Linked DNA regions of Homo sapiens: regions 1, 3 and 4 are each linked to region 2. A link is a contact called in ENCODE Hi-C or POLR2A ChIA-PET data. All regions are on one chromosome and are shown on one strand. Each heading gives the region's core, a stretch centred on a gene start or an enhancer-like site at or near the end of the contact. The rest is flanking DNA. Distances are from core to core; before and after follow the strand shown.

Region 1 (2,700 bases), core at 107-2,606, 590 kb after region 2:
TTGTTCAGTTGAAGATTCATTAGACTTAGGTCACCACTGTTGTGGCCCACCAGTTTGACTAGAAAACCGAGGGCTTTGACTTCTCTGCCCTGCTGTCTTACACAAGCACCAACTGTGCCACTGTCAAAAGGCTGTTCGAGCCAATGTGCACACACTCAGACACTCCACATGCTAACATAACAGTAACTGCTGCCGCTGAATGCCAACTATTAAGTGCTCTACCTACAATGTCTGATTTAATTCTCGACAATTGTGGAAGGTAGGTACTGTTAGCCTCATTTTACAGATGAAACAATTAAGGCTTAAAGAGGTTAAGAGATTTGCCCAAGGTTACACAGTCCTAGAGCTAGGAGAGGAAGGAGCTGGGATGTGAATCCAAGTCCAGGTGACATGAAGTCCTTGGTTCAGAAGCTTGTAATGCAAGCAAAAAAATCCAGCTTCAGCCCCCATCCCCCTACCAAGGCCATTTTAACCCAGAATGTTGTGGTGAGAAGTGGGGACCTTCCATAGGAAATCCTCCAAAGTCTCTAAAGATTGTAGTGAGAAGTAGGGACCTCCCACAGGAGATCCTCCAGAGGCCGTAACTGCTAACAGACATGCGTGGGGAAACTACAGGCGCCCTCTGGCTGTTGCCTCAGGGACGAGGCTGGTTACCAGCTCTCCAAGAGAACCCCAGGCCCCACTGACTGTTCCCTTCCCACATGACACACACATGCAGGTTCATTCCAACCTTACAGCAATCTCCTCAGGTAGAGCGCCCTCACTTTAAAGAAGAGGACACTGAGACTCAAAGGGATGATGTCAGGTGCCCAAGGTACTAGTCAGAAAGTGGCCCTGGGGCTTCTGCAACAACCACTATATCACACAGCCCGAGCTCAATCCAACTCTGCAAGAGTCCATAAGCAAAGGGGCGGCGACATGAGGTGGAAACAGTAGCCTCCATCAAACAAAGCCTGAGACATGGGTGTGCACGTCGGATTCCATCCCACCGTCCACTCGCCTGGAACCCGTGCCGGTCCCCCAGTTTCCCCATATGCCCAGCTCCAGCCCCGACAGTTAGTGAGTGCTCACACAGGTCCGCCCCGTCTGTGTGGTCAGAAGCGGCTGGGGATCCGGTACTAGTTCTGCGCTCCGCGGGAGACCGGCGCCACGGACACCCTTCTGGCCTAGACCCAGCCAGGCTCGTCCTACCTGGCCGCGGCGGCCGATCTTCCTGCGCTGTAGGGTTAGAGCTCGCGGGGCCGAAGGTCAAGGGCGGCGGGCGCCTGAGCACTGCCACCAGTGACCGCAGCCAGCCGGGGAAATGCAGCAGCTGCTAACCCAGGGCCACTCGGCCGGATCACCCGAGAGAAAAGCGGGCGCGATCCTGTGACGTCACAGGCAATGGCCACTAGCAGGGCGCCAATCCCGGAGGGGCGGGCCCATCGTGGGGCGGGCGGCTCCGGCGGGTCTTCAGGCTACGGGTTCAGCCAGGCGCCAGCCGCGTTCTCTGGAGACGCTCTCTCTCGGAGGGACCCTGCACTTGCCTGAACTCGAGAGTGGGCGCTGCCCGAAGGTTTGTCCCTGGGCGCTTCGCTGGCCTCATCCGGTCTCGGCCTTGTTCTGGGCCTGGCGCCTTTCCCATTGTTGGGGAAAGTGGTCTAGGAGACCAAGGCAGCGTGCTGGGTGGCAGAGAATGATTTGTGGCTTCTGATTCTGACATATGTCGTTGAGGAGGGGAGGGATGACTGCCCCCGTTTTACTTATGGAGAACCTGGGGCCAGAGCTGTTTTCCCAGGGTGACACAGGCGGTGAGTAGTGGAGCTGGCATTCCTGACCCCAAAGCGCAGCGTTTCCCAGCCACTCTCCGCAGCCAGGCCTTCACCTGCACTGCTGGGCGCAGGTGGGGAAGTGGGGAAACGGGACTCCATCCCCTGCAGAGGGCAGGCGTGTAGGGAGTGGCAGCTGAACTCCACAGACAGCTACTGCTCAGCTCTTCAGCTGCCGACTTTGAACAGTGTGAGGGGCTCTGTACAAGTGGCCCCCACATTACTCAAGGACCAGATCATCAAGAGCTTTACTTGTCCCACGAAGGAGTCTGGACCTTGTTTACGTGCACAGGAGACCGCTGGAAGGTTCTCAGTGGCGTGCCATGTCCCGACTTCTATTTGAGAAGTTTTTCTCTGGCCACCCGTCTGAGGAAAGGTGTCTGGGTGGGTGGTGCGGTTGAGAACAATGGTGGTGCGGTGCGTGGTGGAGAAGGTGAGTGTCCAGAGATGTTCAGGAGGAAGAACTGACAGCTCTGAATGACAGGAGGTGGAAGTGAGAAGGAAGGAGGTACAAGGCCAACTCCTGGGTCTCTAGCTCGGTAGGTGCAGGGCCGTTCATGGAGACAGGGCTCCTGGAGGAGCAGCGGGTCTGGGGAGAGGATGGTGAGCTCCGATTTGCATGGGACATCCAAAGGGCATTGAACGGTGGGCAGTTGGAGACATGGGTCTGGAGCTTGGGACTTCAGCCTAGCTTGCAGAAGGTCACCACAGATATTGAAATGGAACCTATGGGGGTGGCTGTGATCAGGGGGATTCGCTGAGGAGAACCTGGCACAAGGGTTTCACTAAGCCATAGCTCCCAAAGACTTTCTGAAAAGCTAAGTTACAGCCTGGAAGAAAATATCTGTAAAGGCTATATTTGATAAAAAGACTTGTATCCAGAATATAGAAA
Region 2 (2,700 bases), core at 165-2,664:
TACTTTTATTTTGAGCGTTCATTCTTACGTATGTTATAGGAAGTAAGTAAGAAGCATTCCTTACTCCTTAGAATTTTGTTTATAAGTTAGTGATGAATTGGAAAGGGTAGCTTGCCCCTGGAATTCTCTGATAAGCACAGGTGATGAGGAAAATGGAGAAATCCAAGAATTCCTTTGTCTTTCCTTGAAAGTAGTCAACTTTAAGTGCAGTGCAGGCGTGCCCTCTAGCGGCCAAATAAAAAATAAAGAAATACGGGAAACCTTCAGCATTGTAACAATCGCACGTCCCCATCTAGTGGCTAACGTGTGTAAATGCAGCTTTTCTAATCACAATAACGAATGTTACTTGATTTATATGTCTCATGAGGTGAAGAGCTGGAAGGAATCTTAGAGACCATGTATTTCAACTTCCTCACGGAGTGGCATGCAGGCAGCAGCCTTGGGAACCCCGATTGCCCCTCCTCACACCTGCCCATCATAGGACTTGGGCGACGGGGTGGTGAAGTCAGGCTGTGGCCCCAGCGGCGCCACGAGGCCGAAAACCGGCGCTCAGCCTCATCCCGGTGGCTGCAGAGTGCCAAGCGCCAGGTCCTGCGCTCCGGGCGCGGGTCAGAAGCAGCTGGCAAGGGCAGCGCAGCCTGTGGGCCCTTGGGCGCTGGCCGGCCGCAGCTCCGGGAAGCCACGTCAGCCCACGGGCGCTGCAGCTGCAGCCGCCACCAGCACATGGAGCAGGGGTCCCCGAGGATTGGGAATCCCCGACCAGGCCTGCGCCTCCAGCCGCGCGGACCCCGGGGCCAGCCTGGCCGCGGCAAGTCAGGCAGTCTGCGGCAGGAGCGCCGGGCATGGGCTTCGGCCGGGGGTGCAGGAGGCGCGCACCCTCCGGCCGGATGGCGGCGCACTCAGGGCTCAGGAGGCCATCCCACGGGAGCCCCGCCAGCCCCCGCCGGAGCCCGAGCTGCAGTGCCGCCTGCAAGTGGTGCGCTGGCTGCAGCTGTGGCAACCCCAGATCCCGTCCTCCCGCCTCGCACCCATCAGCGCGGACCCCGGGGGCGACGCAGTGGCGATGTCGGGCTGTGGGCCCAGCGGTGGCACTAGGCGGAGAAGCACCACTCAACCCCATCCCTGGGCTGCAGAGGGCCCAGCGCGGGGGGCTCCGAGCGTCGGGAGCCTGTGGAAGAGAAGAGCGCGCGGGCGACAGTTAAACAGGCCCTGGGGCAGGGCGCGCCTCGCGCTCCAGGGAGCCCCGCCCTCCCGCGGCACCTCCGCAGCAACCGCCGCCTGCACTGGGCGCGCGAGAGCTGCTAGGGCGGTTTCTCTGCCTCGGGCCTGTTGGGCAGGGCCGGCTAAGGTGCGCGTGCTCGCTGGTTCTAACCCTTCTGTTGGGCGTTTCTGCTGAGAGGCGGGAGGCGCTGAGAGTCTGTGCGAAGGTCCGTGGACAGACTGCTTTGCCTGTTGTTGCTCTTCGGAGGCGGCGATCCCCGAAGGCGAGCTGAAATACGGCTGCAGGCTACAATTTGCAGCCGACCATTATGGATGACAAGGAGCCGAAGAGGTGGCCCACCCTCAGGGACCGCTTGTGCTCGGATGGCTTCTTATTTCCCCAATACCCCATTAAACCGTATCATCTGAAGGGGATCCACAGAGCTGTCTTCTATCGTGATCTGGAGGAACTGAAGTTCGTTCTGCTCACGCGTTATGACATCAATAAGAGAGACAGGAAGGAAAGGTAATGGGGGCCGGGAGCCGGGGCTGCGGGAGGAGGCCTGTGGATGTGGAGAAGTACCCCTTTCCAGGCTGAGGGCTGCGGGGCGGATGGTCCGGGGCTCGGGGTATGGACGGGGGCTAGGGGGTGCCTGGCTGGGGTGGGAGTGAGTGGAGCGGGGCCTGGGGAGTGGCGGTATATGGGGTGGCGGGGTGTGGAGTGAGTTGGGGGATGGGAGTGGGGAGTAGGGGGTGCATGGGGTGGGGGTGTGAATGGGCTGAGGTGGACGGAATGAAGGCTTGGGGGGTAGGGGGTGTGGGGTGGGGAGATGGGGTGAGGGTTCAATGGGATAGAGGACTGGAGGTGGGGGTGAGGTGTGGGGGTGAATGGGGTGGCGGAAAGGGGTGCAGAGGTGAGGGGGGCGAGTCCTGTCACCAAAGGGGCTGGACTTTCTTTCCTGGCAGGCTCAGCCGCACCTGGGATGTGGAAACCTTGGCAGGGGCGAGCACCCAGGTCATTTTCACAAGCAGCAAAACAAAAACAAAACTTCAGCTGGTTTCCAATCACTCACCATGCTGCTTCTTTATAAATCATTTTAAAGTGATTTCACTAATAAAATTCAGCATGTACAGCGTTTTATTTTTAATGTACACGTTTTAAAGCATAATGTTACATACATTATGGAAAGGTGCATAATGAGAGAAATCATTTCCATAATATATCAACTTCCTGACTAAAAATTCTTTGGATAAAAATCCAATATTTATTTGATATCAATGGACACCTATGTCAATTTGGTTTTCACTGAGGGACCTTAGAGGGAAACTTTGAAGTGGGAAGATGGTCTGTGTTCTTGAATAGAAAGACACATTTTTCTAAAGTTCTGAGCTCTTTCTATGTTTATAAATTTTACATAATCCAAATAAAGTTATCAAAGTGTTAATATTTTTGAATTACTCATGCTGTCTTTTACTATTGTGACGACATTAAGAAAACTT
Region 3 (2,700 bases), core at 126-2,625, 650 kb before region 2:
CATGTCTGTACCTATCTTTTTTTTTTTTTTGAGACAGAGTCTTGCTGTGTCGCCCAGGCTGGAGTGCAATGGCGCGATTTTGGCTCACCGCAACCTCTGCCTCCTGAGTTTGAGAGATTCTCCCACCTCAGCCTCCCGAGTAGCCGGGATTACAGGCATGCGCCACCACACCTGGCTAATTTTTGTATTTTTAGTAGAGACAGGATTTCGCTATGTTGGCCAGGCTGGTTTTGTACTCCTGAACTCGTGATCCACCCTCCTCAGCCTCCCAAAGTGCTGGGATTACAGGCGTGAGCCACCGCACCCGGCCATTTCTTTTTTTAAATAGAAACGAAGTCTCACTGTTTTGTGCAGGCTAGTCTTGAACTCTTGGGCTCAAGCAATCTTCCCACCTTGGCCTCCCAAAGTACTGGGATTATAGGCATGAGCCACAGATCCCGGGTGAGATTTATCATCTTGAACCATGTCTCTTGCTGTCTTGTCTCATGTCTCTTGATGTCATGTTGTCAGTCAGTCAACCAAATAACCAATTATTGATCAGTCAACATTTGAACAATTACCTATGTTCTGGGTGTATGTTCTCTGGAGGATACAAAGGTTAATGTCCCTGATTTTGAGGATCTACTCTCTCTACACAAAACACATAGGAAAGTTAACCACACAAAACAATCTAGGGTCAGTAACAAAATTCTTTTTTTTTTTTTTTGAGACGTAGTCTCACTCCGTCGTCCAGGCTGGAGTGCAGTGGTGCAACCATGGCTCATTGCAGCCTGGACCTCCCAGACTCAAGTGATCCTCCCACCTCAGCCTCCCGGGTAGCTGGGACTACAGGCATACACCACTATCACACACACCTAATTTCTAAAATTTTTTGTAGATACGGGGGTCTCATCATATTGGCCAGGCTCATCTCAAACTCCTGAGCTCAAGAGGTCCTCCCGCCTAGGCCTCCCAAAGCGCTGGGATTACAGGCGTGAGCCACATTAGGTAAATTCTTAATGAGTAAATTCAGGTGGCTGCCCTGGTGGAGGTGGACCGTTGGGTGCTCGACCGCCCAGAGGGCACAAAGGACCAACACGGTGGGGGTGGCGAGAACTGGGGCCGTAGAAGCCAGCCTAGTCCTCCGCCCTCGCTTTCCCTACTGAATATGCGCGAGGGGGAAACTCCAGCCTAGTTGTTGACTTTCTGCTTCGGACATGCTCGCGTGTTCTTGGCTCTCCTCTTCCGGACAGAGGCGCCGGAGCTTCATCCGTTCCGGGCTTTGCCGCTCACCGCCTCTCCCTTCCCAGGCCGTAACCCGCTTCCGCGTTTTACTCGGTGCCCGCAGCGCCGGGGCGTGGAGGCGTTAACGCGCACGCGCTTAGGGATCCGGCCGTGGCCGAGCGCGCGGCCGTAAGACCGCGGGTGAGAGCAGCGTTGGCTTCGAGGGGAGTGGCGGGCCGTGGGGATCGCGGCCGTGGTTGGGACGGCCGGGGGTCTCGGCGAGGGCTTCAGGGCTCCCGGGGCATGCGGGGGCCCGGGCTAGGGCCGGCTGCCGGTGCTGGTCGGGCGGGGCGGGTCGGGCCGGGGGCGGGCTGGCAGGGGCCGCGTCTGGGCCTCCGTGACGCGGACGCCGAGCCCTGCCCCAGGGAGCGGGAGGCGGGAGGCGGGGGCCAGGCGGCTCCTCCTCGTCGCGAACTCTGGATGACCTTGGCCAAATCGCTTCAGTTCCCCGAGCTGGCGACTTCGTCTGTAAAATGCGAGTCATAGCCCTGTCTCCTAGATGGGCCGTGTGGAGGCTCAGTGGCGGGAACGCCTGCGGGGCAGCCGGGGTCCTGGGCGGTTTGCTAGGGACGCCTCACTGGGGGTGAGGGTGAAAGGGCTTCCACGGGGATCATTTTGTCACAGGCTTTGTTGGGGGGGCAGTTTTCATTTTTATGTAAACAACTCTGGAATATTACGAAGTACTTAACAGAACTTTTGTTTCGCACAATACGAGAGGCTTGAAGAAGTGGAGCCCTAGCTGGGATTCGCTTTTTTGAGGCCGGCGTTGCCCTGCCCTTTAGGGGTGCCCACGCTCTAGCTGCGGCCCCGGCTCCCTTCGCATTGTCGTTAGAGGATGGTGTGAAGCAACAGAGATCCTTAGCTTTCAACGAATTCATATTTGTGATTTCCTGTTTGTCAAAACCCTTCCTGCCCACCTAGGAAGTGGTGCTGGCCAAGCAAGTTTACTGTCTGTCCACGCGAGGTCTTTCTGAACCTTGGGGTCGGTGAGCTCTCCCGTTAGGTAATTTCAGTTCGCTAGAGGTTGAGTATGGGACAACTCGTGGCACCATAGTTTTTTTTTTCTTTTTTTTTGGTGTTGGTGTGGGATTCCACGAACCGTCCCCACCAGAGGTCTGCCGTGAAATGGATACTCAATAGGAATGATAGTAGGTTACAAAAGTAAGCATGTTAGATGGTGTAGATTGGGAGAAATTTAGGATATTGGAATTGACCTAAACTGAAACTTTTCACTGCAGGTGACTAGCATGCAGATACCCATGCTCTGACTTTCTGCCCCTCCACTGACATGGCCCACCGGGGTGGGGAGAGGGACTTCCAGACTTCAGCTCGACGCATGGGCACCTCGCTGCTCTTCCAGCTTTCAGTGCATGAACGGGAGCTGGACCTGGTTTTTCTGGATCATAGCTATGCCAAGCCTTGGAGTGCCCACCCAGA
Region 4 (2,700 bases), core at 77-2,576, 540 kb before region 2:
GCCTGGATTGGGCTCTGAGCTCTGCTGCGGGGTGAAGCCCTCGAGCCCCGACCTCCCACCCCTCCTGTGCTCTAGCGTTGCCTGTAGGCGCAGTGACGCCACCGTGCGTGTGGGCTCCCACCAGAGGAGCCCGGGTGGGGCAAGAGGCACCTGTTGTCCTCCCCTGGGGCCCGCGGAGCACTCCTTACTGGCCCAAGACTCTGCAAACAAAGGGACACTGGACCCGCAGCGCCTTGGGACCCCCTGGGCCCTCGGGGGTCCTGCACCGCGCAAGCCCCACCACGCCGGCGCTGGGCGGAGGGTGACGCGACCCCAGCCCGGGCGACCCCTAGACACCGCGGAGGGACGGAGCGCGGGCCCGGGTTGGCCCGCAGCTCCCGCCGAGCGCGAAGCCGGGCATCGCCTGCAAGCTCGTAGCCCACGCTCTTGCCCTCTTCCCCTGACGCTCCCCAGCCGCCACCCCGTCCCTTCTGCAGACCGAGGGAAGACAAGGGGACACACAAGGGACAGGAGAGGAGAGCAACCAGGGAAGCGACCCCTCTCCTGTGGGGCTGCGGCGGGTGGGCGGAGAGACAGGAGAGGAAAAGAGAAAAGGGAAGAGAAGGAAGGGGCAGGGGGCGAGAAGCCGGGCTCCCCGGACCATCGGCGCAGCCCGCGGCCGAAAGAGGAACAGTGGATCCTACAAAGCGCATTGAGCAAGTTCTTCACACCCGCGCAGCCCCTTTCAGGAAACGGCGGCCGCAGAGGAAAGGGCCGCGCGCTCTGGACCCGGAGTCTGTGCCCGGCGGCGCCGCGGTTCTGAAACCTGCGGGATGTCACGGGGCGGAGGGGCGGCTGCCGACAGCTGTCACAACAAATTAGCTGAGCCCAGCTCGAGGTGGAAACCGCAGCAGGAAGTGGGACGACAGAGCCGTACCGGGCTCGGCATATTTCAGGCAAGAGACGGCGAAAAGAGTTTCGAGATAAACGCCCGGGAAGCCCCTGGCCGCCAAAACTTTTTGTCTTTCCTTTTCTCGAAGCTCGCGCGGACGCCCAGCCTCACCCCTTCCGCGCCGGCCGGGGAGCGCTGAAGCCGCGGGCCGGGCTCGCTCCCCTTGGCCCGCGCCCCGAAACCCACCCCGGGCCCCTCTCCGCCCCACACAGCGCACCGACTGCCACGAGGGCTGGAGGGGACCCGGCGCCGGCACCTTGAACCTCCCTGCAGGGCCGCCGAGCCCCTGTCCGGGCCGCGCCGCAGAGCCGCTTACCCATGGCCCGGAGAGGTCCCGCGGCGCCCGCCCCGAGACCCTCAGCGCGCGGCTGTCCGGACCCCGCGCTCTCTGAGATACTGGCTCGCGGCGCGGCCCGCCGGCCACCTCCCCGCAGTCCCGCCCCGTCCCGCCCCTGCTCGCCCCACTCCGGGCTCCCATTGGTAAGCCCGGCTTCGTCGCGCGGAGAAGGCGGGGGGCGGGGACCGCCCTTGAGTCCGGGGACCTCTGGGAATTGTAGTGCGCGCCCCTCGCCTCTAGGCTTTCAGACTGGAGCCCCTGGAATAGGCTCCTCACCTAGAGGAGCGGAGGCAGGACCCTCAGTAATCATTGCTGCCTTGTGCCTCAGTTTCCCTGGAGGCAAAACTAGAGCCTTGGAAAAAGCCTCCTTGCTTTCAGCAGAGCACTGAGGACTCTGTGGAGCGAGCAAAGTGCTTCTGACTTTGATTTGAAAGTGGCCCTGTGCATTTCCCAGTCCCCACCTAGCCCAACAAAGAAGGCCAGGTGAGGCCGGGAGCGGCGGCTCACGCCTGGAATCCCTGCTTTGGGAGGCGGAGGCGGGAGGATCACTTGAGCCCAGAAGGTCGAGGCTGCAGTGTGTTTTGATCACACCACTGCACTCTATCCTGGATCCTGGGCAATAGACGGAGACCCTGCCTCAAAAAAAAAAAAAAAAAAAAAAAAAAAAAAAAAAAGGAGAGGTGGTTAGTGTGAGCTAGACAAGGACCAAACTAGTAAATCCTTGGCCTAGGCTCTGTGGCCAGGCCTGCCAGTAATAGTCAATGTCCACACACATAATGCAGACAGAGTGTGGCAGCTACAAGCTGAGTAGTCCAAAGAAGGGGCATGAGTTCAGGCTGTGGGAGGTGGGAATGAGGCCTAGGGCGAATGGAGGCAGGAGGAGGTGCCCAGCCAGCCATAGCAGCAACCTGGACCTGTGCAGGCCAAAGAGGAAGAAATGGAGGCTCAGGGTTTCAGTCTCAGCAGGTGGCTAGCTAGGATGGGAACCCTGTTCCTAGCACATAGAAGCTACACAAAAATCTTTGTTGATGAATTTTAATACTCATAATAGCTCTATGCACTTGACACCATCATTGTCCTCATTTTATAGCGTAAAACTGAGGTCTGAGAGATTAGCTCAAGTAGCACAGCTGGTAGGTGTTGGAGCCAGAGCTAGACCCAGGAAGAGGAGCCCTCATACCCAGGCATCCCCCCACCCGCTTTGCACCCATTACTAACCACTCATCATACTGGTGCCCCTCCTCACACTAAACGAAGGGACCAGGGCTGCAGTTTGGTGAACCTGAAACCCTGGCCCTTACCCTTTGGCCCTGGGATGGAAGATGTCTGCAGGCTCAGTCTAGAGCAGACGACCCTGTGGGCTCTGCAGGATAAATCCCCTGTCTACCTCATAATGGGTTGGCTTGTAAGAGCCAGCACCTGTAGAATTGGT

The links. Hi-C counts contacts between places; a loop is a spot of excess contacts on that map. ChIA-PET counts read pairs that join two places held with the same protein, here RNA polymerase II (POLR2A). Pooled maps may share reads with other maps.
Region 1: a loop to region 2 is called in a pooled map, with 11 times the contacts of the local background. The contact joins the promoter of FAHD2A here to the promoter of ANKRD36C in region 2. A Hi-C loop is called at or near these places in 1 of 37 single-sample maps with no recorded cell type and 8 of 50 pooled maps.
Region 3: a loop to region 2 is called in a map with no recorded cell type, with 13 times the contacts of the local background. The contact joins the promoter of KANSL3 here to the promoter of ANKRD36C in region 2. A Hi-C loop is called at or near these places in 2 of 37 single-sample maps with no recorded cell type and 8 of 50 pooled maps.
Region 4: a loop to region 2 is called in a pooled map, with 5 times the contacts of the local background. The contact joins the promoter of ARID5A here to the promoter of ANKRD36C in region 2. A Hi-C loop is called at or near these places in 7 of 50 pooled maps. POLR2A ChIA-PET finds 5 or more read pairs at or near these places in 3 of 52 experiments (activated CD4-positive, alpha-beta T cell and activated T-cell).

The regions. Positions count from the first base shown.
Region 1 is chr2:95,401,364-95,404,063 of GRCh38, reverse strand. It overlaps FAHD2A (fumarylacetoacetate hydrolase domain containing 2A), which reads right to left and starts at 1,356. Exons shown (of 8, transcript NM_016044.3): 1 at 1,192-1,356. RefSeq lists enhancers at 448-567, 708-1,646, 1,638-1,717, 1,647-2,586.
Region 2 is chr2:95,990,538-95,993,237 of GRCh38, reverse strand. It overlaps ANKRD36C (ankyrin repeat domain 36C), which reads left to right and starts at 1,414. Exons shown (of 88, transcript NM_001393982.1): 1 at 1,414-1,726. The coding sequence starts at 1,530. RefSeq lists silencers at 598-777, 1,138-1,197, 1,228-1,277.
Region 3 is chr2:96,636,987-96,639,686 of GRCh38, reverse strand. It overlaps KANSL3 (KAT8 regulatory NSL complex subunit 3), which reads left to right and starts at 1,375. Exons shown (of 21, transcript NM_001115016.3): 1 at 1,375-1,404; 2 at 2,502-2,700. The coding sequence starts at 2,552. RefSeq lists a silencer at 1,446-1,655.
Region 4 is chr2:96,535,378-96,538,077 of GRCh38, reverse strand. It overlaps ARID5A (AT-rich interaction domain 5A), which reads right to left and starts at 1,326. Exons shown (of 7, transcript NM_212481.3): 1 at 1,248-1,326. The coding sequence starts at 1,251. RefSeq lists silencers at 158-367, 1,048-1,407.